Linked DNA regions of Homo sapiens: regions 1 and 2 are each linked to region 3. Evidence: chromatin loops called from intact Hi-C (ENCODE). Cell type or tissue: heart right ventricle. All regions are shown on one strand.

Region 1 (8,000 bases), 330 kb after region 3:
AAATACAAATATTAGCCAGGCGTGGTGGTGGGCACCTGCAATCCCAGCTACTTGGGAGGCTAAGGCATGAGAATCACTTGAACCTAGAAAGTGGAGGTTGCAGTGAGCCAAGATCGCATCACTGCACTCCAGCCTGGGCAACAGAGTGAAACTCTGACTCAAAGGAAAAAAAAAAAAACCAAAAACACAGGAAAAAAAAAAAAAAAATATATATATATATATATATATATATATCTCATTGGCTGAACAGTAAGAAAGGAATCAGGAAGTGGGAAGGGCTCAGGGCAGGTGAGTGGTAGAACACTGGGCCAACCTCTACCAATAAAAACAAAGGGCAAGGAGTTTCCAGGAGGAAGGTCTCAGTGGCTTTCACTGAGGAAGGGTCACCTTGAACAGCTGGCAGGCTGCAGCTGCAGCCTGCCGCTCAGCATCGATCTTCTTGCTGCCATAGCCTTCTACCTCCACGCTCTTGGGCCATTTTATGTGCAGTGTGACTTTCTGGGGAAGAGAAGAGAGAAATCAGAAGTCTTGCCACTCCAGACTAGAGTTGTTGCAAATTACATGGAAAATAAACAGTGGTGGACCTCACAGCAGCAGACCTCACAGCAGCAATGTGCTAGGTTCAGAGTTGAGAACAGAGGACAGAACCCCAATCCCATCATTAACTCCTTATAAGGCTCTAACTGTCTCACCGTGAAACAATCTGTTCTACCCCAAGTTGTTTTGCTCCTTCAAGGTGCCATGTTCTAGCCAGAGGCCAAGCCGGGATCCATCTTCATCTTTTTTTTTGAGACAGAGTCTTGCACTGTTGCCCAGGCTGCACTGTTGCCTCACGCCATTCTCCTGCCTCAGCCTCCCAAGTAGCTGGGGCTACAGGTGCCCACCACCACGCCCAGCTAATTTTTTGTACTTTTAGTAGAGACGGGATTTCACTATGTTAGCCAGGATGGTCTCGATCTCCTGACCTTGTGATCCGCCCACCTCGGCCTCCCAAAGTGCTGGGATTACAGGCATGAGCCACCGCGCCCAGCCTCATCTTTTTTTTTTTTTTTTTTTTTGTGGGGGACAGGATCTCACGCTGTTGCCCAGGCTGGAGTGCAGTGGCACGATCACAGCTTACTGCAGCCTCAACCTCCTGGGCTCAAGCAATCCCCTCATCTCAGCTTCCCTAGTAGCTGGGACTACAGGCCTGCACCACAATGCCTGAGTAACTTTTTCATTTTTTGTAGAAATGGGGTCTCACTATGTTGCCCAGGCTGGTCCCAAACCCCTGGGCTCAAGGGATCCTCCCTACTCCGCCTCCTAAAGTGCTGGGATTACAGGCACGAACCACCACAACCAGGCCCCATCTTTATCTTTAAAAATCATCCAGACTGAGAGCAGTGGTGTCTCCCACAATTTTGGGAGGCTGAGGAGGGAGGATCCCTTGAACCAAGGGGTTTGAGACTACCCTGAGCAACATAGCAAGAACCGGTCTCTACAAAAAATAAAAAAAATTAGACGAGTGTGGTGGCACCTGTCTGTAGTCCCAGCTACTTTGGAGGCTGAGGCGGGAGGATCACTTGATCCCAGGAGTTTGAGGTTACTGTGAGTTATGATTGTGCCACTGCACTCCAGCCTGGGTGACAGAGAGACTCTGACTCTGTCTCTACAAAAATAAATAAAATAAATGTTAAAAAATCATCCAGAATGGTTTGCTGGCATGCTTCTATGGTTCCAGAATCTATAAGACTGTAAGGGCAAGAATTATCATTAACTCTAACCCTCTGCAGTCCTTAGTCGATGGGGGCAAAAACCAAGGATCCGTATAGGCGCCTGTCTTAGATAAGATGGCACCTCATTTGCCCTGTGTTCCTCTTCCCTAAACCAGGCACGTGTATTCTGGCTCTTCTTCAAACCTAGCTTTGCTCTGAGTCTCTGCTGACCATTTTAATTCAGGAAACCCATTCTATGGCCTCCTTGACAAAGAAACCTAAGACAGAAAGGACAAACAGCCTCCTTTCTGAGTCATACCAATGTTTTTCCTTGCCACCAGCAGAGTTACCTTTTTCTTCGGTCCATTTGTGTGCACGTAGACTAGTTTGTCTTTTGCATGTGAGATGCCGAGGGCTCTTCCAATCACACTGTTGAGAAGATTTTTGGGCTGTGGGAACTCTTTTAATAGGTCCCTAGAAGCTAAGAAAATAAGAACAAAAGCATTACAGTTGTTCTTTTTCTTTTAAAAACTCCATGGGGTGTGTATCAGGGCAACCCTGGGCTGGATTCTGAGGATGTTGGCTCATGACCCCAAACCACCCAGGAGCATCTTGGAAAAGAAAAGAGGAATGACTTCAGGGTTTACAGGGAAGAGTGGGGCCAGACCCACTTGAATAACCATCTCCTGAAGAAGGGCCAATGACCCACACACCACAGAAGGGATCCTACCAGCATCCTCTTCTCCGCCCAATCTCCTCATTTCATACATCACCTACAAAAGCCTGGTTGGTCAATAAACCCCCCAGTCTGATGTCTGAAAGAAGACACTAAACAAACAAGCAAGCAAAAAATACAAAAACAAAAATCCACCACACACACAAACTGGAGATCAAGACAATGCAAGGCTCTTCCTAAAATAAGACACACACACGAGAGACCTGGCCCCATGTATCTCAAGTGATGAGATCCAGATGCTGAATACCAGGCCCCAGCTCTCAACCGTATCTAAGCACACTGCAAAAGACTCCCACAGAACCAAACTATGTGTGGGGACTGATTAAAGACCTCTACATCTGGCTGGGCGTGGTGGCTCACGCCTGTAATCCCAGCACTTTGGGAGGCCAAGGCGGGTGGATCACAAGGTCAGGAGTTTGACAACCTGGCCAACATAGTGAAACCTTGTGAAACCTCGTCTCTACTAAAAATACAAAAAATTAGCCAGGCCTGGTGGCAGGCGCCTGTAGTCCCAGCTACTTGGGAGGCTGAAGCAGGAGAATCGCTTGAACCCGGGAGGCGGAGGTTGTAGTGAGGCAAGATCGCGCCACTGCAATCCAGCCTGGGCAACAAGAGTGAAACTCCATCTCAAAAAAAAAAAAAAAAAAGAAAGAAAACCTCTACATCTGAGCAGGCATGAATTACTCCTCCCCCAAGTTCTCTGGAATCAAGGGGAAAATTGATGCATCAGATACCATGAGAGGTACCTCGCTTCTTTTTCTTGTTTTTTGGATTAATCTCAGAGCAGAAAGGGAAGAGATATCTACCTAGGGTAAGCTTGTACCAGACACAAGGCTTAACCAGGTCATGAAGAGGTCTGCTAGGAACATGGGGGGCCATATCATTCTCCACTCTAGCCTCTGGCAGCTCCAAAAGGAGCTGTATATATGCACATGTGCACCTGCGTGTACACTGATCACCTGGGGAGCTTTTTCACCGCATGGACATCCAGCTCCCCACAGGGGACCTGAGAATGGGAGCGATGTTGGAGGCGACTCTATATTTTCAAAAAGTGCTTCCAAGCGTTCTGATGTAACTCTGCTGCCTGGTTTGAGACTGTTTCCTTGGGACAGACTCCTGTGTCAAGTGGCCAGGATGGAGGACACCTGATCCTGTCTCCCTCTAAGCGGTAACTTGTAAAGCAACTAAGAGTCAAGCAGTTAAGCAGTTAAGAAACCATATCTAAGTGGACTTGGCCGGGGCGGGGGGGGTTTCGTCACAGAGGGACCCAACTTCGAGTAGCCCATTACACCCACTGGTTTAACAATAGAGCTGCACTGAGACCACCACCCCGCCCCCACCTTCAGCTCTATAAGGTTGGTGGAGGCTGGCGCTCTCTACCCATCCTTGATGCTTTCAACAGTTTTATCCTCTGCACTATTTGGGAGGCACAAAGCTGGAATCCACCAGAACAGTCATTCTGTCTCTATTTGAGATCCTGATGTCCCAGGAGTTACTTTGGGCTATTTCTCACACTGGTGAGGGCATGCTTGTCCCTAGAAGCTCTAGCCCTTGGCCACTCATCCTGGCAGGAGTTGGACTTTTACTCGTTTTCCCCACTCCCTCGAGGTCTCGCACCTCTCACCTATTCTTGCCGGGAGCAGGTACTCTAAGGGTCCATTCGGGCCTGTGCCACGCTAAGCTTTACAAACAGCAAGGCCGCTGCCCGCCGACGGATGGCGAACTTGGCCACTATGGAAGAGAGGACCCCCGGCCGCCAGGCCCGATTTCGGCCCGCGCCCCTAGCTCTGCCATCCCAGGAGTCAAGGGCGCTGCGGACCGCCCGCCCCCGCCGATGCCCTCACCGTTCACCAAGCTTCCGTCGCCTTCCCCAGGCCCGCCGGGGGCCATCCCTGACTCGGCCTCGGCGGCTTCCTTGGTGTGGTCGGGGTGGGCGCAGCTTGAAGAGAAGCCGCGCGAGCGACCCTGTCGCCCAGCAGCGCGGGGACCCAGCGGCTGCAGGCGCGGAGAGATGCCGGCGGCCAGCGCCATGAGTCTCCTAGCGGCCGCCATCGTGCTCCCGCCGACCCCGAGGCCTGTGCGCGGCAGGGACCGGGCGAAGAGAACGGGAGCGGCCGGCCCGAGCGCCGCGCGCCCCCTGCGGGCCGGGCGGACCCGAAGCCCAAGCCTAGGCGAGGGCATCAGCAGCCCGTCCTCGCTCACCACAGCCCTGGGCCTTCAGTAGGCGGGCTCGGCGCTGCCCAGGGCTAGGACCCTGCAGAGCTCACTCTCCAGCAAATCTAAACCAGCAGTCGTGTGGATGGAAGGCAGGAAGATGGAATGAGGCTGTTGGGGGGAAAATAATGCTAGGCCTTAGCTCAATGTCATCTAAGGAAGCGAAGTTAGTTCCCTCTAGGTCCTACCAATTGTTCCTAACTACCTCTCACGTGCCTCTGGCAAATTGGCAGCCCCATCTTATTTAACGGCTTACAAAGTAAACCTGGTGAAGATCTGGAGCCAGGGCCAGGCGCCGTGGCTCATGCCTGCAATCCCAACACTTTGGGAGGTTGAGGCGGATGGATCCCCTGAGCCCAGGATTTTGAGACCAGTCTGGGCAGCATAGTGAAACCCCAACTCTATTAAAAGTTTAAAAAACGAAAAAGAAAATCTGGAGCCAGGCCAAGGAAGACCTCTTCAGGAAACAGATTTAATCCCCAGGGCTGGAGGGGAAGGTGAAAACACCCAGCTTTGGAAACTGCCAAGAATTGAGCTGGTCCAGCGTAAAGTCCAGCAGTGAAAGTGCTGTTCCTCGCCAGGCGCAGTGGCTCACGCCTGTAATCCCAGCACTTTCGGAAGCCGAGGCAGGCAGATCACCTGAGGTCAGGAGTTCGAGACCAGCCTGGCCAACATGGTGAAACCCCATCTCTACTAAAAATACAAAAATTAGCCGGGCATAGTGTCGCGCGCCTGTAATCCCAGCTACTCGGGAGGCTGAGGCAGGAGAATCGCTTGAACCCAGGAGGCGGAGGTTGCAGTAAGCCAAGATCATGCCACTGCACTTCAGCCTGGGTGACAGAGCAAGGCTCCATCTCAAAAAAAAAAAAAAAAAAAAAAAAGGAAAAGAAAATGGTATCTGAAAGCTGAAGGAGACAACAGTCTAGACAGAAAGGCCCCACCTGGACAGCAGGACCCAAGCCCTTTGTGGCACTTGAGGAAGCCCTCAGGATAGCACTCTTTTCTGACAGCCATTTGGCATAAGGCTGAAATGCCATGATTTCTTAGTTGCCTCTAAAGAAGCCAAAATGAAGAGCTATACACAAAGCAACACTGGCCATGAGTTGTTAATTGTTGAAGCTGGGTGACAGGTACTTGCAGGTTCATTATACTATTTTTTCTAGTTTACAACACATGTGTTGAACAGATGTTTAGATTTTTATGTTAAAAAAAAATCAGCCAGGCGCAGTGGCTCATGCCTGTAATCCCAGCACTCTGGGAGGCTGAGGCAGGCGGATCATGAGGTCAGGGTATCAAGACCATCCTGGTCAACATGGTGAAACCCCATCTCTACTAAAAATACAAAAATTAGCTGGGCATGGTGGCACGCGCCTGTAGTCCCAGCTACTTGGGAGGCTGAGGCAGGAGAATTGCTTGAACCCGGGAGGCGGAGGTTGCAGTGAGCCGAGATTGCGCCACTGCACTCCAGCCTGGCAACAGAGTGAGACTCCGTCTCAAAAAGACAAAAAAAAAAAAAAAAACAACAACCAGGGATGCCAACCAACTAGTTTGTTCCCAGGGGGGTCTTTGTCTCGGTTTGGTTGTGTCCCCACCCAAATCTCATCTTGAATTGTAGCCCCCATAATTCCCATGTGTCATGGGAGGGACGTGGTTGGGAGGTCATTGAATCATGGGGGTGGTTTCTCCCATATTGTTCTCATAGTAGTGAGTAAGTCTCAAGAGATCTGATAGATTAATAAGGGGAAACCCCTTTCTTTTCTTTCTTTTCTTTTTTTTTTTTTTTTTGAGATGGAGTCTCGCTCTGTTGCCCAGGCTGGAGTGCAGTGGTGCAATCTCGGCTCACTGCAAGCTCCACCTCCCAGGTTCACACCATTATCCTGGCTCAGCCCCCCAAGTAGCTGGGACTACAGGTGCCCGCCACCACACCCGGCTAATTTTTTGTATTTTTAGTAGAGACAGGGTTTCACTGTGTTAGCCAGGATGGTCTCGATCTCCTGACCTCATGATTCGCCTTCCTTGGCCTCTCAAAGTGCTGGGATTACGGGCGTGGGCCACTGCGCCTGGCCTTTCTTATTTTTTATGTTTATTTTTTTGAGACAGAGTCTTGTTCTGTCACCCAGGCTGGAATGCACTGGCACGATCTCGGCTCACTGCAACCTCTGCCTCCTGGGTTCAAGCGATTCTCCTGTCTCAGTCTCCCAAGCAGCTGGTACTACAGGTACGTGCCACCATGCCCAGCTAATTTTTGTATTTTTAGTAGAGACAGGGTTTCACCATATTGGCCAGGCTGGTCTTGAACTCCTGACCTCATGATCCACCCACCTCGGCCTCCCAAAGTGCTGGGATTACAGGCATGAGTTAACACACCCGGCTGGGAAAACCCCTTTCACTTGGTTCTGTCTTTCTCTCTTGTCTGCCACCATGTAAGATGTGCCTTTTGCCTTTCACCATGGTTGTGAGGCCTCTCCAGCCACATAGAACTGTGAATCCATTAAACCTTTTTTTCTTTATAAATTACCCAGTCTTGGGTATGTCTTTATCAGCAGCATGAAAATGGACTAATGCAGTCCCCTTTTCCTATTCATTTATTTCAACTGGGTTCTAACAGCAAGAGTCACCCTGAGCAAGTATTTCACCTCCACAAACCTCAATGACTCTTGTAAGATAAGGGCAACTCTTTACAGCAGCTCTTGGAACTCTTCTGCTTCTGTGTTCTTCTCCTCACTGGTCTAGAGCAGGAGTTGGAAAACTACAGCCTGCAGACCAAATCCAGACCCCTGCCTGTTGTTAGAAAGTTTTATTGGAACAGAGCCACACTCATTTACTATGTTATTTGCTATTATCTATGACTGCTTTCATTCTATAATGGCAGAGTCAAATAACTGCAACAGAAAGCATATGCCCCACACAGCGTAAAATATTTATTACCTGATGATTACAAAAAAAAGATTACCAACTCCTCCTCTAAAGGACCTTAAAGACCAGGTACGGTGGCTCATGCCTGTCATCCCAGCACTTTGGGAGGCCGAGGAGGGTGGATCACCTGAGGTCAGGAGTTCAAGGCCAGCCTGGCCAGTGTGGTGAAACTCCATCTCTACTAAAAATACAGAAATTAGCTCTGGGCATGGTGGCAGGTGCCTGTAATCCCAGCTACTCAAGAGGCCGAGGCAGGAGAATGGCTCAAACCCAGGAGGGAGGTTGCAGTGAGCCGACATTGCGCCATTGCACTCCAGCCTGGACAACAGAGTGAGACTCCATCTCAATCAATCAATCAATCAGTAAAGGACCTTAAAGAAAGTTAGAAAAAAGGGCTGGGCACGGTGGCTCATGCCTGTAATCCCAACACTTTGGGAGGC
Region 2 (8,000 bases), 160 kb after region 3:
TATAGGTGCGGACCACTGCATCTGGCTGATGTCTTAAAACAAGTTATTCATGTGTAAACTACTGATTTGTTTGGGGCATTGTCCCCATAAACTTTACACAAAGCATCAGTGATTTCACCATTCTTTCATCCAAGCTTCACCATAAATTTACCATTTGCTTTTGCTTCAATTTTAGCAGAATTCATGTTGCTTTATTAGGGGCTCTTTTCAAACTGATGTTTTATCCTTTTTAGTGCTTCAAACTAGATCCTGTTCAGACGTGTTATAACAAGTTAGTATGAGCTTTTTTTTTTTTTTTTTAAGATGGAGTGTCTCTCTGTCACCCAGGCTGGAGTGCGGTGGCACAGTCTCGGCTCACTGCAACCTCTACCTCCTGTGTTCAAGAGATTCTCCTGCCTCAGCCTCCTGAGTAGCTGGGCTTATAGGCACATGCTACCATGCCCAGCTAATTTTTGTATTTTTAGTAGAGATGGGGTTTCGCCATATTGGTCAGGCTGGAGTATGAGTTATTTTGATACAAAAAAACTCCCTTGAAATCCATGAATAATTTTTTCATAGAATGCATTTTCCACGAACTTGTTGAAGATACCATGTTTAAAGTTTATAATTATAGCTGGGCGTGGTAGTGTGCGCCTGTAGTCCGAGCTACACAGGAAGCTGAGGTAGGAGGCAATCACTTGAGCCCCAGAGGTCGAGGCTGCAGTGAGCCATAAAAGCACCACTGTGCTGCAGCCTGGGTGACAGAGAGAGACCCCGTCTCTAAAAATAATAATAATAATAAAGTTTATAATTATGATAGGTTGTAAATTACTACATTTTTTCCATACCAGCTTCCTAAAAGTTGTAGAAGTCTTAACTTAAAGGAAGGGGTGATGGCTGTTTGGAGACATCAAATAAGAAAAACGAAGGAAGCCGCCTTATTTAGTCTTGTAGAAATCTGGTGCAATTAGTGAGTTCTTTATGAATGGAGACTTCTCTGCTGTGGGTCTGATTTTTATACATTATCGGACTGATGGTTTTTGCCATAATGACAGGTTTCATATTTGTGTTTTTCCTGGAGAACATTCTAAACAAGATGTTCTTCTGAATACATCTTTAGAAGTGATGGAAGGGCCCTAGACTTCATTAATGTTTTATTATACATCTAACTTTAAGTTTGATTTTGTTCTTAGATGAGGTTCAGTAAACTACTGCTGATTGCTGACACTTTTTTTTTTTTTGAAGACAGGGTCTTACTGGGCGCGGTGGTTCACGCCTATAATCCCAGCACTTTGGGAGGCTGAGGCGGGTGGATCACCTGAGGTCAGGAGTTCGAGACCAGCCTGGCTAACATGGTGAAACCCTGTCTCTACTAAAAACACAAAAAAATTAGCTGGGCGTGGTGGTGGGCACCTGTAATCCCAGCTACTCAGGAGGCTGAGGCAAGAGTAATCACTTGAACCCGGGAGGCAGAGGTTGCCGTGAGCCGAGATCGTGCCATTGTTGCACTCCAGCCTGGGCAACAAGAGCGAAATTCCGTCTCAAAAAAAAAAAAGAAAAGACAGATTCTTTCCATGTCACCTAGGCTGGAGTGCAGTGGCACAATCATAGCTTACTGCAACATCTAACGTAACTCCTGGGCTCAAACGTTCCTCCTGCCTCAGGCTCCTGAATAGCTTGGACTACAGGTGCGCGTGCCTTGCTTATCCTTTTATTTTTATAGCGACAGTCAGACTGTGTTCCTCTGGCTGGTCTGGAACTCATGGCCTCAAGCGATCCTCCTGCCTTAGCCTCCCAAAGCACTGGGATTACAGGTGTGAGCCACCACACCCAGCCTAGTGCTCTCGATATGTTCTTACAACAGGCTTAGTTAGGCCAACCAGTGGAAGTTTATCAACCATTTTCTTGCCTCTAGATATAGAAGGGACGGTTGAGTAGGTTACACATAATAGAACTCTTTGAACAATGGTGTTTTATTTCCTTTAATTCTTACATGTCCACCCTAATTGTCTTCAACTTATAAAATGAGAAGTAAGAAAGCAGGGTTGCTTTTATGGCATTTATGACAAAGTAGGAAAATTGCTTTTTTCTCTAAGTATGATTTCTGCCTTCATGCCTGGCAACACAAGAACCCCCCGACCTTTATTCCTTTTCTTTGGATCTACTATACTCATTTCCTTTTGCACTTCAACTTATTCTTGCTTCTACAAGTATTTTATCTTAGCATTGCCTGTGTAAACCATCTAAATACCAATACCTAGAAATAAAATTGGTGTCAAACTCTTCTTCTAAAATGCCTATCACCTTGGGAAACAATTCTCAAATACTTTTTCAGGATATGTGTACTACTTGTTTTGCACCACGGCTGTAATAAGAAAAAAATAAAAAGAAAATTATGTACTTCCTGACTTTTTTCCTTAAAAAATGGTGTTTTCCTTAATTGTTCATTATCAGCATTATATGGCCCTATTTTCTAGGTGAGGGAGACAAAAGATAGAACCCTTTCTCTTAGATGTGAATGACGAAGCAAACATCTGTGACTCTTGTTCTTTCAGATGATCATCTAGCACAGTATTGACCCTCAGACACAAATAGCACATTTATGGAACAAGTCACTTAATTTTTCTGTTCTCTGTGTGATTAAATAGTTCTTCTTCTGAAGTCGAGAAAATGCTTTCTCCTCAACATTCCATAAGGCCTTTGAAGCTAAAAGCTTATTCCCATAGAATAAGAAGTTAACACAGGGCAATGGCCTGGCTAAGTTTTTTGCATTTTTAGTAAAGACAAGGTCTCACTGTGTTGCCTGGACTGGACTGGTTTTGAACTGCTGGGCTCAAGTGATCCTCCTGCCTTGACTTCCCATAGTGCTGGGATTACAGGTGGGAGACACCGTACCCTGCCACACACCAGCAGTCTGTTTTAACAAGCCATAATAGGTGACTCGGATACACATGCATGATTGAGAAACACTAATCCATGGAAAAGGGCCTAAGTGACAACTATTAATAGATACTGCAGAATTTCTCCTTAATACACTGGTATTTCTTTTGCAGAAAATTGCAACCAGCTTAATTGGCCAGTAGAGGGCAGTGTTGGCATGGGTCTGACAGCACCAGAGGGTTCCCTTGCATTGAGACCTGGCTGTTTTGCCCAAGGCTGACTCACAGCACACATGCCTTCTCAGGTTCTTGCTACTTCTCTGCCAAGCTGATTTGCCTGCTGTGGGAATCTGACATCTCCTGGGGAGAGGGAATCAACAAAATAAAGTAAATTTGAATATCTTTATATCTCAGAGAATGTGATTAGTTTCTAAAAAAAAAAAGTGTGCTATTTTCGATGCTGTGTGTATTTCACTGAGAAAGTTTTCATTTCATGAAATGGGGGTTCTCTGGGGAAGTCAGTCAGTGAGAAAACACATTATAGCATCTTTTGAATTAGGACTTTTCCAGTAATGTGCAGTATGATTAGGGTCCAGTATGTCTTATCTGGCAGGGAAATATACAAGCCTTTTTTCTACTTGTCAACCTTATTGTTTTTAGTGTTGTTACGTTGTTTTTATTCTCTCCTGGGCTTATATTTTTAGATTGTGAGGTGTTGTATGTATAGTAGAATCCAGCTTCTCTTCTTCCTTTCTAACCTCTTCTTGCTTTCATTTTATTTTATTCTAGTAAAGTTTCTTGATCAGCCTACAGTTATTCTATAGGTGGTTGATAGATAAATTTACAGTTGGTCAACATATAGTTAATAACAGTGAGAATAACAATAGCTAATAACAGTGAGAATAACAATTACTATTTAGCACTGTACAGTTGACATCCTGTATTACTGCATTTAGTCCCACTTCCCAGGTGAAGCTTAAGTATTAGAAATGAGAAGGTTGCATTTGATCATTTAGTTAATAATGACAGCACAACCTGAACCCAGATCTTCTAATCTCACTTTTATTTTTATTAAACAATTAAAACAATATTTTTTAAATAGAGATGTGGTCTTGCTATATTGCCCAGGTTGGTCTCAAACTCCTGGCCTCAAGCAGCCCTTCCGCCTAGGCCTCCCAAAGTGCTGGGATTACAGACATGAGCTACTGGATCTTCTCATTTTAAACCCCTGTTCTGGCTGGGCATGGTGGCTCATGCCTGTAATCCCCAGCACTTTGAGAGGCTGAAGCAGGCAGATCACGAAGTCAGGAGTTCGAGACCAGCCTGATCAACATGGTGAAATCTCATCTCTACTAAAAATACAAAAAATTAGCCAGGCGTGGTGGTGCTCACCAGTAATCCCAGCTACTCAGGGGGCTGGGGCAAGAGAGTCTTGAACCCAGAAGGTGGAGGTTGCAGTGAGCCAAGATCGTGCCACTGCATTCAAGCCTGGGCGACAGCGAGACTCCGTCTCAAAAAATAAATAAATAAAATAAACCCCTGTTCTTTCTGTGAAACTATACCTTTTTCATGAACACATACTTTCTACTTGATCTAGTATCTCACTGATAGTTTTTAAAAACTAAAAATCCATTTTTTAAATTCAAATAGAATTATTAGATGTATGTTCAGGAAATGTAAAAGAATCTTGCTTCATTTCAATACAGAGCACAAACTGAGGGACTCTGCCACTAATTCACATGAGTTTGTAAAATATTTCACTTTCCTAGACAACTGTTTCACATCTACTCTCTGAAACTTCTGGCACTTGCTCTCCTGTTCATATTCATAAGTCATATTCATAAATTAATTGGCTTAATCAGAACAGAACTTCCACATGGTCCCACCACATATTTCCTCCTCACCTATGTTCATCTATGCCCTTATTGTCTGCTCTTTTTCTGTTATGGGTGAACTGTTCATGCTGTCACTCAGGCCACTGCTGTCACAGTTACCTCTTCTGTCTCCTGCATCATCAGTTCTTTTCTTTCAATTGGGTCATTCACCAGCATCAAACATACTATAATTTTTTTATCATTAAAAAAAAAATCCTGTCTGAATCTCACATCCATCTCATCTATCTTTTTGCTTTGCTTTCTTTTTTTTTTTTTTTGAGACGGAGTCTTGCTATGTCACCCAGGCTGGAGTGCAGTGGCGCGATCTTGGCTCACTGCAAGCTCCGCCTCCCGGGTTCACGCCATTCTCCTGCCTCAGCCTCCTGAGTAGCTGGGACTACAGGCGTGTGCCGCCACGCCCGGCTAATTTTTTGTATTTTTAGTAGAGACGGGGTTTCACCGTGTTAGCCAGGATGGTCTCAATCTCCTGACCTCGTGATCCGCCCACCGTAGCCTCCCAAAGTGCTGGGATTACAGGCGTGAGCCACCGTGCCCGGCCTGCCTTCTTTTAAAGAGACGTTTCTACTACCTGTCACCAATTCCTTTCCTTCCATTTCCTCTTGAATTCACTCTCATCAGACTTTAACATATGCATGACCCCAAAACTTCTCTTACCTAAAGTATAAGGCCTTGATGTTGCCAAGGACAAATCCAGTATTACTCCAGGGGTTTTGCCTGAGCAACTGAAAGGAAAGAATTGCCATCATCTGAGATGGGGAAAGCTACAGAAGGAGTAGGATTTGAAGGGAAGAGAAGAAATTTAGCTTGGGATATGTTCACATTTAGTTACCTGCTAGTCATCGAAATGGAGAAGATGGATACACAGATAAGGAGTCCGGAGTTTGGAGGACGGTTCTGGGCTGGAGGTTGATGTTATATAAAGCTTTTGCTAGAGTTGTTGTTCTAAAATCCTTTAAGATTGGATTTAGATGTAACTTTCCAGAACATTCCCTGACTTCTGTTCCCTTTCCCTTCTAGACCTCCCACTACCCCCACACCCTGCCAGCCTTTCTTTTCATCTTCCTCTTGGTAAGTGCTTTTCTTCCCTGAACTTTCCTCTTTCCTCTGTGGTACTTGTAAGATCATAATTAAGCTATTTGTTATCTTACACTTATTAACATGCTCTAGCACAGGAATAATATTTTGTTTACTGCCATATTTCATGGAGAATGACACATTTAGCGAAAGCAGGATGGCACAGCATAATCAAAGTTTACTAGCGACCTCAAGTTTCTCAGGGTTAAGAAATCAAAGGTTACAGTGACAAGTGACCGGAGAGAATCATGGAGAAGCAGATCAAGTGAAATTATGAAGAATCTCATGGTTTGTGAGAAACTGAGGGCGCAGGGGTACTGAGAAACCTGGCCAGATCTGCATTAGAGACCACTGCTCTTGGCACATGATAGATGTGTAATCATTGCTTATTACACTGAATTGAAATGGTTTTTGTTTGTCAGTTTATTCAGGTTTGGGTTGTGTTAATGTACAGACTAACAAACAATTGTGTCTCCAAAATGGTAGATATTTATTTAGGGTAGGTGTACTTGGTCTAATCCTAAACCCTCTTAATAGTCTCATGATCATATTTAGGGAAGTTTATATATATGCATAAAAAATTAGTGTGACATTTTTGCAAAAATAGTTATTTTCTGACTTTGATTTGAAAACAGACTTTTATCTCATAACTAATAGTTCTTTTTGGGGAAAAAAAATATCGTACCAAAATGTATAGTTCATAATAATAGTACCCTAGTCTGAAAGAAGAGCAGGGGACCGGGACCCGGGGGCTCAAGCCTGTAATCTCAGCACTTGGGAGGCCGAGGCAGATGGATCACCTGAGGTCAGGAGTTTGAGACCAGCCTGGCCAACATGGCAAAACCCCGCCTCTACTAAAAATACAAAAATTAGCCAGGTGTGGTGGCATGCGCCTGTAATCCCGGCTGCTCAGGAGGCTGAGAAACGAGAATTGCTTGAACCCAGGAGGTGGAGGTTGCAGTGAGCTGAGATTGTGCCACTGCACTCCAGCCTGGGCGACAGAGTGACTCCATCTCAAAAAAAATACAAAAAAACCCCCCAAAAAACAAAAAACAAAGCAACAAAAAAACCACTTCATTGCTAAAAATATTCTGCAAGCAAGCCAGGATGGTGGTATGTACCTGTAGCCCTGCCCGAGCTACTTAATAGGAAGGAGGATTGCTTAAGCCTAGGAGTTTGAGTCCAGCCTGGGTAACATAGCAAGACCCCAAAGACCCCACCTCTTAAATAATATTCTGCAAGCAAATGACTTTGTTAAACTTCACACTGCAAGAACAGAGCCAAGAACCTACCATGTACCCTTTACTTGGATTTATCATTACTGTTTTGCACATTTGCTTTATCATTCTTGTTATATTTACATATAGTTCCTTCCCCTTGGATTATTTGAGAACAAACTGCAGAACTCACACCTCTTTCCCCGAAGAACTAGGCATTAGCACATTACAAGAATACGATGATAGAGATCAGAAGTTAAATGCTGATGAGATATTCCTGTCTAATCCACGAACCTTATTTCATTGTCATCAGTTGTCCCAACAGATTCAACACATTCCTTTCTCATTTTTTTCTTCTTGTCTGCAATTAAATCTGGAATCACGTTAGTTTTCATGTCTCTTCAGTCTTCTTTAATTGGAACAGTTCCTCAACTCTTCTTTGTCTTTCATGACCTTAATATTTTGAATAGTATGGGCAAGTTATTTTTTAGAAGTCCCCTAATTTGGGTTTGCCTGGCATTTCCTCATAATTAGATTCAAGTTCCACATTTTTGGCAGTAGTACTATGTAAATATGATGTGTCCTAAGTGCACCACATCAGGAAGCACATGATGTCACTAAATCACATTATTGGTGATAATAACTTTCATCACTTGTTAGTGTCTGCCTGTTTTCTTTACTGTAATTTTTTTCCAATTAAAAAAAAGCATTTATTTATTTAGAGACAGGGCCTTACTCTGTCACCCTAGCTGGAGTGCAGTGGCACAATCTTGGCTCCCTGCAGCCTTGACCTCCCCAGGCTCAAGCAGTCTTCCAGCCTCAGCCTCCCAAGTAGCTGGGACTGCAGGCATGCACCACCATGCCTGGTTAATTTTTTTTTTTGACAAAGTCTTGCTCTGTTGCCCAGACTGGAGTGCAGTGGCACCATCTTGGCTCACTGCAACCTCCGCCTCCCA
Region 3 (8,000 bases):
TCCCACCTCAGCCTCCCAAAGTGCTGGGATTACAGATGTGAGCCACCATGCTTTTTAAAGTTTACTTTGAGCAAGTAATATTTCCCTGGATTGCTGCAAAGGTCAGCTGGCTTCCTGTCTGATCTATCCTTCCTAAAATTGCAAATTAAGTCAACCCATTATTGAGAATTTAATTTTTTTTTTTTTTTTGCCTGTAAAATGAAACGACCTCTTTAGCCCGTATGCTAAGATGCAACCTCATCCTTAGCCTCTGCTCATTTTATGCTTCACTGAGAGGTCAGGATTCTGTTTCTAGAATGCCCCTGCTCTCTGAAACTTGCTTGTTAGAGCTTGAAGCCTGCCATGCAGAAAGTTTGCATTTACTATAGAAAAATTTATGTGTGGACACCCACAAGGTCAAGAGTTGGTTAACTCAAAACCATGGGCAAAACTTAACTCACTTTAAATTTTGGGGAAAACTATTCCATCCAAGGTGTGATCTGATTCAGATTTTAAAAATTTAAAGTATGCAAAGATGTACAAAAAATCAACACTTATATTTCACACACCAGCTTAAGAATGAACAGCTTAGCTGAAGCCCCTTGCCTACCCTGACTTCATCATAAACTCTTCAGCTGCACCCAACCCCCATAAAGGTAACACTTATCCTTCCCTGGTATGACTATTTCCTAAGCAAGAAGATAGATTCAGATTTTTTTTCCTTTTTTTTTTTTTTTTTTTGACATGGAGTTTCACTCTTATTGCCCAGGCTAGAGTGCAATGGTGCAATCTCGGCTCACCACAATCTCCGCCTCCTGGGTTCAAGTGATTCTCCTGCCTCAGCCTCCCGAGTAGCTGGGATTACAGGCATGTGCCACCACACCCAGCTAATTTTATATTTTTAGTAGAGACGGGGTTTCTCCATGTTGGTCAGGCTGGTCTTGAACTCCTGACCTCAGGTGATCCCCCTGCCTTGGCCTCCCAAAGTGCTGGGATTACGGGCATGTGCCACCACACCCAGCTAATTTTATATTTTTAGTAGAGACGGGGTTTCTCCATGTTGGTCAGGCTGGTCTTGAACTCCTGACCTCAGGTGATCCCCCTGCCTTGGCCTCCCAAAGTGCTAGGATTACAGGTGTAAGCCACTGCGCCAGGCCTCATGTTTTCAAACTTTACAAATTGTGCACCTATAATCCCAGCTACTTGGGAGGCTAAGGCATGAGGATTGCTTGAGCCCAGGAGTTCAAAACCTGCCTGGGCAATATAGTGAGACCCCATCTCTAAAACAAAACAATCTCCATTATGTGCTCATTCATCCGTGACTCACTTTGATTTTTATTTCTCTGCTTATCACACTTAAGGGCACTTGGCTCCAAGAAGGGCAAAGCATGAATCAATAGTGACTCAGGCTACATCTCTCCAGCAGAGAAACCTGGAGTAAGTCACTTCTCCCTCTGGGGCCTTTCTTCACAAATAACAAATGCATTTGAACTAGATTTTCCGGCCAGGTGCAGTGGCTCATGGCTGTAATGCCTGCACTTTGGGAGGCTAAGGTGGGTGGATAGTTTGAGCCCAGCAGTTCTTGACCAGCCTGAGCAACATGCCAAAACCCTGTAACTACTAAAAATACGAAAAATTAGCCAGGTATGGTGGTGCATGCCTATTGTCCCAGATACTCAGGAGGCTGAGGTGGGAGGATTACCCAAGCCCAGGGAAGTCAAGGCTGCAGTGAGCCAAGATTGTTCCACTGCACCCCAGCCTGGGTGACAGGAGTGAGACCCTGTCTCAAAAAAAAAAAAAATTAAAAAAAAAAAGAATTAGATAAGTAGATGTTCTCTGTGACTGCCCCTGTCCCAACATACCGTGGCTCTGGCATTTGGATGGCCCCTTTGCATATGGCCCCTTTGCAATACCCACTTCAAATCTACTTGGAAGGGCCTCTATGGAGGAAAAGCTGTTTCTCTCATTCAATAAACGTTTGACTTGTGCTGAGCACTGAGGATAAGGAAGTGTGTAAGATGCAGGCTTTGTCTCAAGGCGTTCACTGGCTAGTGGGAGAAATAGTCACTAAAAATGACGAGGTCTTAGGTGTAACGTTTCCATGTAACAGAAGCTAGGATAGAGAGGGGTCCAGAGGACATGGGGCTCCAGAGCAAGCAGTGGACCCCATAGGAGGCGATGTTCAAATCTAACCTTCAGCAGGAGTCTCACGAGACAGGGTGTTCCAGGAAAAAGAAATTGTGTTCAAAGGGGAAATACCATGCATTCATACCTGTGAACAAGGTAGGAGAGGTTTGTGGTGGGCGGGGGGGGGGGGACCCTGAACGCCATTCTGAGGAGTCTGTAAGCCTAGGGATCTATGAGAGCAGGACTTCTCAAACACGTGGGAAACTTGTTAAAACGCAGATTCTGATTCCACAGCTCTGGGTCGCAGCCTGAGGTTCTGCATTTTTAACAGACTCTCAAAGCTGCTGATCCTTTTGCTACCCTTTGAGCAGCCAGCCTGTAGAGGGTTTAAGAAGGGAGCAGTGTGAAGCCGTGTAATTGCTGAGAGCAAGACAAAGGATGGATGATAGGTAAGGAATGATGATAATTATAGTCATAGCAGAAGCTGGGGCATGGGAGGGAAGGGCTTTAGGTGCTGGGATCTGGTGATGGATGGGTAGATGGGAGTGAGGGAGAGGGATGGATTCAGGATGGTCTCTTGGCTCCTGACCTGAGGGAGTGGCTGGACCACTGGTACTCAGAGCAAGAAATCAAGAAATACATGGCCAGGCACGGTGGCTCATGCCTGTAATCCCAACACTTTGGGAGGCCGAGGCAAGTGGATCACCTGAGGTCAGGAGTTCAAGACTAGCCTGACCAACATTGTGAAACCCCGTCTCTACTAAATACAAAAAATTAGCTGGGTGTGGTGGTGCATACCTGTAATCCCAGCTACTTGGGAGGCTGAGGCAGGAGAATTGCTTGAACCTGGGAGGCGGAGGTTGCAGTGAACTGAGAATGCGCCGTTGCACTCCAGCCTGGGCAACAAGAGTGAAACTCTGTCTCAAAAAAAAAGAAATACACAAGGAAAGGAAATATTGAAAAAGCCTAAGTTGAAATTTATAAAATTACTGGCCTGCATATTTTATAAATATCAGTGTCATACATGACCAAAGAGAGGCCCAGGAACCGTTCCAGATTAAAGGAGACTCAAGAGACATGACAACTAAATGAAATGTGTGATCTTGGATGGGATCCTGGACCAAACCGAAAAAGAGTACTATAAAGGACATTTTTGGAACATTTGACTACATTGAAATATGAACTTTAATTAGGTAAAATTATTATTATTATTATTATTTTGAGACACAGACTCGCTCTGTTGGCCAGGCTGGACTGCAGTGGCACGATCTTGGCTCACTGCAACCTCCGCCTCCTGTGCTCAAGCCATTCTCCTCCCTCAGCCCCCTGAGTAGCTGGGACTACAGGTACCCGCCACCACACCCAGCTAATTTTTAAATTTTTAGTAGAGATGGGGGTTTCACCATCTTGGTCAGGCTGGTCTCGAACTCCTGACCTCGTGATCCACCCACCTCGGCCTCCCAAAGTGCTGGGATTACAGGCATGAGCTACTGTGACCCACCAGGTAAAATTAGTAACTCAGTGTTAAGTTTCCTGAATTTGATAATTATACTGCAGTTATGTATGAGAACATCCTTGTTCTAAGGAAATAATACACTGAAATATTACAGGTTAAGTGTGTGTGTGTGTGTGTGTGTAAGAGAGAGAAGTAGACAGAGTCAAAGGGAAGAAAGCAAATGCAGCAAAATTTGAAAACGTTAAAATGTATGACTCTTGGCAAAGGGCATAAGGGAATTCTTTGTACTATTCTTGCAACTTTTCTGTAAGCTTTAAATTATTTCAAAAGAAAACATTTTAAAAGGGGGCTGGGCCGGGTGCAGTGGCTCATGCCTGTAATCCCAGCACTTTGGGAGGCCAGCGTGGGTGGATCACTTGAGGCCACGAGTTTGAGACCAGCCTGGGCAACATAGAAAGACGTCTTCTCTATAAAAATAAAAATTGAAATAAGTAAATTAAATAAAAAAGAGGGGCTGTCATGCTGAGCTCCTATGTGGACGGGGGGATCTGGGCAGTGACTGTCCCGATGCCTGAGTGGTCAAGTGTTGAATGTGAGGAGTGCTCCAGAGAAATATCCAGGCTGGTGACAGCAAGTTGTCACACGTATCCAAGTGGCAGTTCTACCAATGTAGAAGACAGGGAAGCAGAGAGAGAGGTTAGAGGCAGGATGCCAGGAAGCCAGGCAGGGAGGGGTAGGGAGCAGCCACAAGGAGGTCTCAGTGATAGGGTTAAGCTCGGCTGCCTGTGGTGGGACATATGTCACTGGTGACCTTGGGACACAAAGCCTGCCCACGCTAGGGTAGGGTAGGGGAAGGACAGGGAGGCGAGGCAGAAACAGCAGCAGGGGAAGACTGGGTGGCATTGGGCATGGCATTGGGCGTGCTCAGCCTCTGTGTGACTGTGACCTGGCAGCTGGGATGGGGGTGGATTACCTAGATGATTCTAAGACCTTAAGATCTTGGTCATTCTGATTTCTAAGCAATGACTCCTGGAAGTTGTGCAAAGCCCAGTCCAGAGTTCCTGCTTGCACGCTCCCAGAACAGAGGAGGCAGAGTCCCTTCCAGTGCTGGCCAGAGCAGGACAGCTCTTCCGCAGGCAAAGTCAAATCCGCACCTCCATACTGTGGCTACTTTGTATATGTTGATTCATTTTCCATTTATGTTTTCTGTTTAGTTTTTCAATATGGATGTCTTTCTTCAATATGAAGTATTTCAGACATACCCACTGTCTGGGAGTACCCACCGTCAAGGGTAAATAAAAACTTCCACCGATAGGCTTTCTTTGCCCTCTTGTTTCACTCTGCTGCCAGGCTGCCACGGGGCTTGGGGCTGTGACCACTGCAATGGCCATAGGAAGACATCAGGTGGCAGTGGTGCCCCAGGTTTGTCTCCTCAGGTATCTCGGCCTTCTAGCTCCTCTCCTCCAGAGCCAGTCAGTAACTGGGAGGAGCTGGGGGCTCTCCAGGAGCTTCCCACCCCTTCCCCTGCCCTGGCTTCCAGCTGCATTTAATGGCACTTTGCCTGCTCTGAGTACAGGAAAAGCTGTGGCTGTTCCTTGTCCAAGCCGCAGTTCCCAATGGCCTAGTTCAAGCATGTGTTTCATGCACCACAGTGCAAGGGCTCCCAAAGGGGAAAAAAGGGAAGAGGGCTGGTTTGGATTATTAGCATTTTGTATTTTTAATAAATGCATCAATGTGGTCATCATGGAAAAATGTCCGATCTTTGTGGGGTTTATTTACACTTCCTTCCTAGTTTACTTTGGGTGACGCAGGGTGGATCATAGGCCTTAACCTTCTAAAGCACAGCCTCTTTCCCCTGGCGGCTTCCTAGACTCTGATGAAGAAATAAGGCCTACTTTCTGATTCCGGTCTGCCCCTGACCAGTGGTGTGACACTGAGCAGAACACTTCACTTCTCTGGACCAGAGGTCTCAAGTATAAAGGATGAGCTTGGGCAACCTCCCCATCCTCCCCCAAGGACTCCTCACTATTCCTGTTCTTTGGGACCTCCTTACCTTTGCTGACACCTGCAGGGAATGCCTTTCTTTTTCCACAGAACTCTTTTTTCTTTTTTGGAGACAGAGTCTCACTCTTGTTGCCCAGGCTGGAGTGCAGTAGCAGGATCTCGGCTCACCACAACCTCCGCCTCCCAGGTTCAAGCGATGCTCCTGCCTCAGCCTCCTGAGTAGCTGGGATTATAGGCACCTGCCACCACTCCTGGCTAATTTTTGTATTTTTCGTAGAGACAGGGGTTTCACCATGTTGTCCAGGCTGGTCTCAAACTCCTGACCTCAGGTGATCCGCCTGCCTCAGCCTCCCAAAGTGCTGGGATTACAGGCATGAGCCACTGCTCCCAGCCTTCCACAGACTTATTCTTTTTAGGAGGGTTGGGGATGGGGAATAGGGTTTCGCTCTGAGTAGCTGGGACTATAGATGCACACCATCACACCCAGCTAATGTTTTTTTAAAATTTTTTTTGTAGAGACAAAGATCTCCCTATGTTGCCCAGACAGGTCTCAATCTCCTGGCCTCAAGTGATCCTCCCACCTCAGCCTCCCAAAGTGCCGAGATTATAGGAATGAGCCAATGCATCTGCCCTCTGATTCATTCTTGTAAACATAAATAATATAATTGTCCGGCTGGGTGCAGTGGCTCACACCTGTAATCCCGGCACTTTGGGAGGCCTAGGTGAATGGATCGCTTGAGCTCAGGAGTTCAAGACCAGCCTAGGCAACATGGCGAAAACCTGTCTCTACAAAAAAATACAAAAAATTAGCCAGGTGTGGTGGTGTGTGCCTGTAGTCCCAGTTACTCCAGAGGCTGAGGTGAGAGGATTGCTTGAGTCTGGGAGGTGGAGGTGGCAGAGAGCCGAGATTGTGCCACTGTACTACAACCTGGGTGACAGAGTGAGACCCAGTCTCGAAAATAAAAATAAAAATAAAAATAAATAAATAGGCCGGGTGCGGTGGCTCATGCCTATAATCCCAGCACTTGGGAGACCTGAGGTCAGGAGTTCGACACCAGCCTGGCCAACATAGCGAAACCCTGTCACCACTAAAAATACAAAAATTTAGCAGGGCATGCTGGCAGGTGCCTATAATCCCAGCTACTTGGGAGGCTGAGAAGGAGAATCACTTGACCCAGGAGGCGGAGGTTGCAGTGAGCGGAGTTCGCACCACGGCACTCCAGCCTAGGCAACAGAGCAAGACTCCATCTCAAAAATAAAAATAAAAATAGACCGGACGTGGTGGCTCATGCCTGTAATCCTAGCACTTTAGGAGGCCGAGGTGGGCGGATCGCCTGAGGTCAGGAGTTCGAGACCAGCCTCGCCAACATGGCAAAACCCTGTCTCCACTAAAAATACAAAAATTTAGCCAGGCGTGATGGCAGGCGCCTGTAATCCCAGCTACTCGGGAGGCTGAGGTAGGAGAATTGCTTGAACCTGGGAGGGGCAGGTTGCAGTGAGCTGAGATTGCGCCATTGCACTCCAGCCTGGGCGACAAGAGCAACACTTTGTCTCAAAAAACAAAACAAAACAAAAAAAGCCTGGCCAACACAACGAAACCCTTTCTCTACTAAAAATACAAAAACTAGCCAGGCGTGGTGGCAGGGGCCTGTAATCCCAGCTACTTGGAAGGCTGAGGCAGGAGAATCACTTGAACCTGGGAAGCAGAGGTTGCAGTGAGCTGAGATCGCGCCACTGCACTCCAGCTTGGGCGACAGAGTGAGATTCCGTATGGAAAAAAGGAATGTAAAACTCGATGGGATAAACTACAGTTTAGAATTAGATCCAACTGGGCCAGGCACGGTGGCTCACACCTGTAATCCTAGCACTTTGGGAGGCCGAGACGGGCGGATCACCTGAGGTCGGGAGTTTGAGACCAACCTGACCAACATGGAGAATCCCTGTCTCTACTAAAAATACAAAAATTAGCCGGGTTTGGTGGCACGTGCCTGTAATCCCAGCTACTCAGGAGGCTGAGGCAGGAGAATTGCTTGAACCTGGGAGGCAGAGGTTGTGGTGAGCCAAGATCACACCACTGCACTCCAGCCTGGGCAACAGGAGTGAAACTCCATCTCAAAAAAAAAAAAAAAAAAAAAAAGAATTATTAAATCCAACTGGAGAGAGAGCTAATATGCTGGAGAAATGTGGTGTTAGAAGATTATTTGGAATGGAATGAGATACATACTTATGACACTTAGGAAACCATGAAATAGGTGGAAAGAGACAGAACATCCTGAGAAAATCTAACTATATCAAATTTGAGTCCCAGAAGGAAAGAAAAGAAAGAATAGGAGAAAGGCAATTTTTGTTTTTGTTTTTGTTTTTCTGAGACGGAGTCTCACTCTATTGCCCAGGCTGGAGTGCAGTGGCACGGTCTTGGCTCACTACAACCTCC

Evidence for each region. A loop is a pair of places that touch in the nucleus more often than their neighbours do. Peaks named below come from ENCODE experiments on the same cell type or tissue, not always from the same donor. Only the 100,000 strongest peaks of a DNase experiment are listed, where the experiment ranks them.
Region 1: it touches region 3 in a loop (5-fold over the local background); 90 of 110 quality-filtered maps call a loop at or near these places.
Region 2: it touches region 3 in a loop (6-fold over the local background); 76 of 110 quality-filtered maps call a loop at or near these places.

The regions. Positions count from the first base shown.
Region 1 is chr3:47,821,522-47,829,521 of GRCh38, reverse strand. It overlaps DHX30 (DExH-box helicase 30), which reads right to left. Exons shown (of 22, transcript NM_138615.3): 5 at 2,045-2,175; 6 at 388-498. Among named protein-coding and RNA genes, the nearest start is that of DHX30, 22 kb to the right of the region's middle. RefSeq lists silencers at 4,427-4,716, 7,217-7,417. In heart right ventricle, CTCF peaks have their summits at 4,350 and 4,557 (motif pointing left); DNase peaks (open chromatin) are centred at 4,177 and 4,561; H3K4me3 peaks cover 1,858 bases; H3K27ac peaks cover 1,370 bases.
Region 2 is chr3:47,985,204-47,993,203 of GRCh38, reverse strand. All of the region lies in intron 2 of MAP4 (microtubule associated protein 4), which reads left to right. Among named protein-coding and RNA genes, the nearest start is that of MAP4, 27 kb to the left of the region's middle. In heart right ventricle, a CTCF peak has its summit at 3,058 (motif pointing right); a DNase peak (open chromatin) is centred at 3,093; H3K27ac peaks cover 1,279 bases.
Region 3 is chr3:48,148,659-48,156,658 of GRCh38, reverse strand. No RefSeq gene overlaps it. Among named protein-coding and RNA genes, the nearest start is that of CDC25A, 36 kb to the left of the region's middle. In heart right ventricle, a CTCF peak has its summit at 4,952 (motif pointing right); DNase peaks (open chromatin) are centred at 5,018 and 5,457; H3K27ac peaks cover 2,442 bases.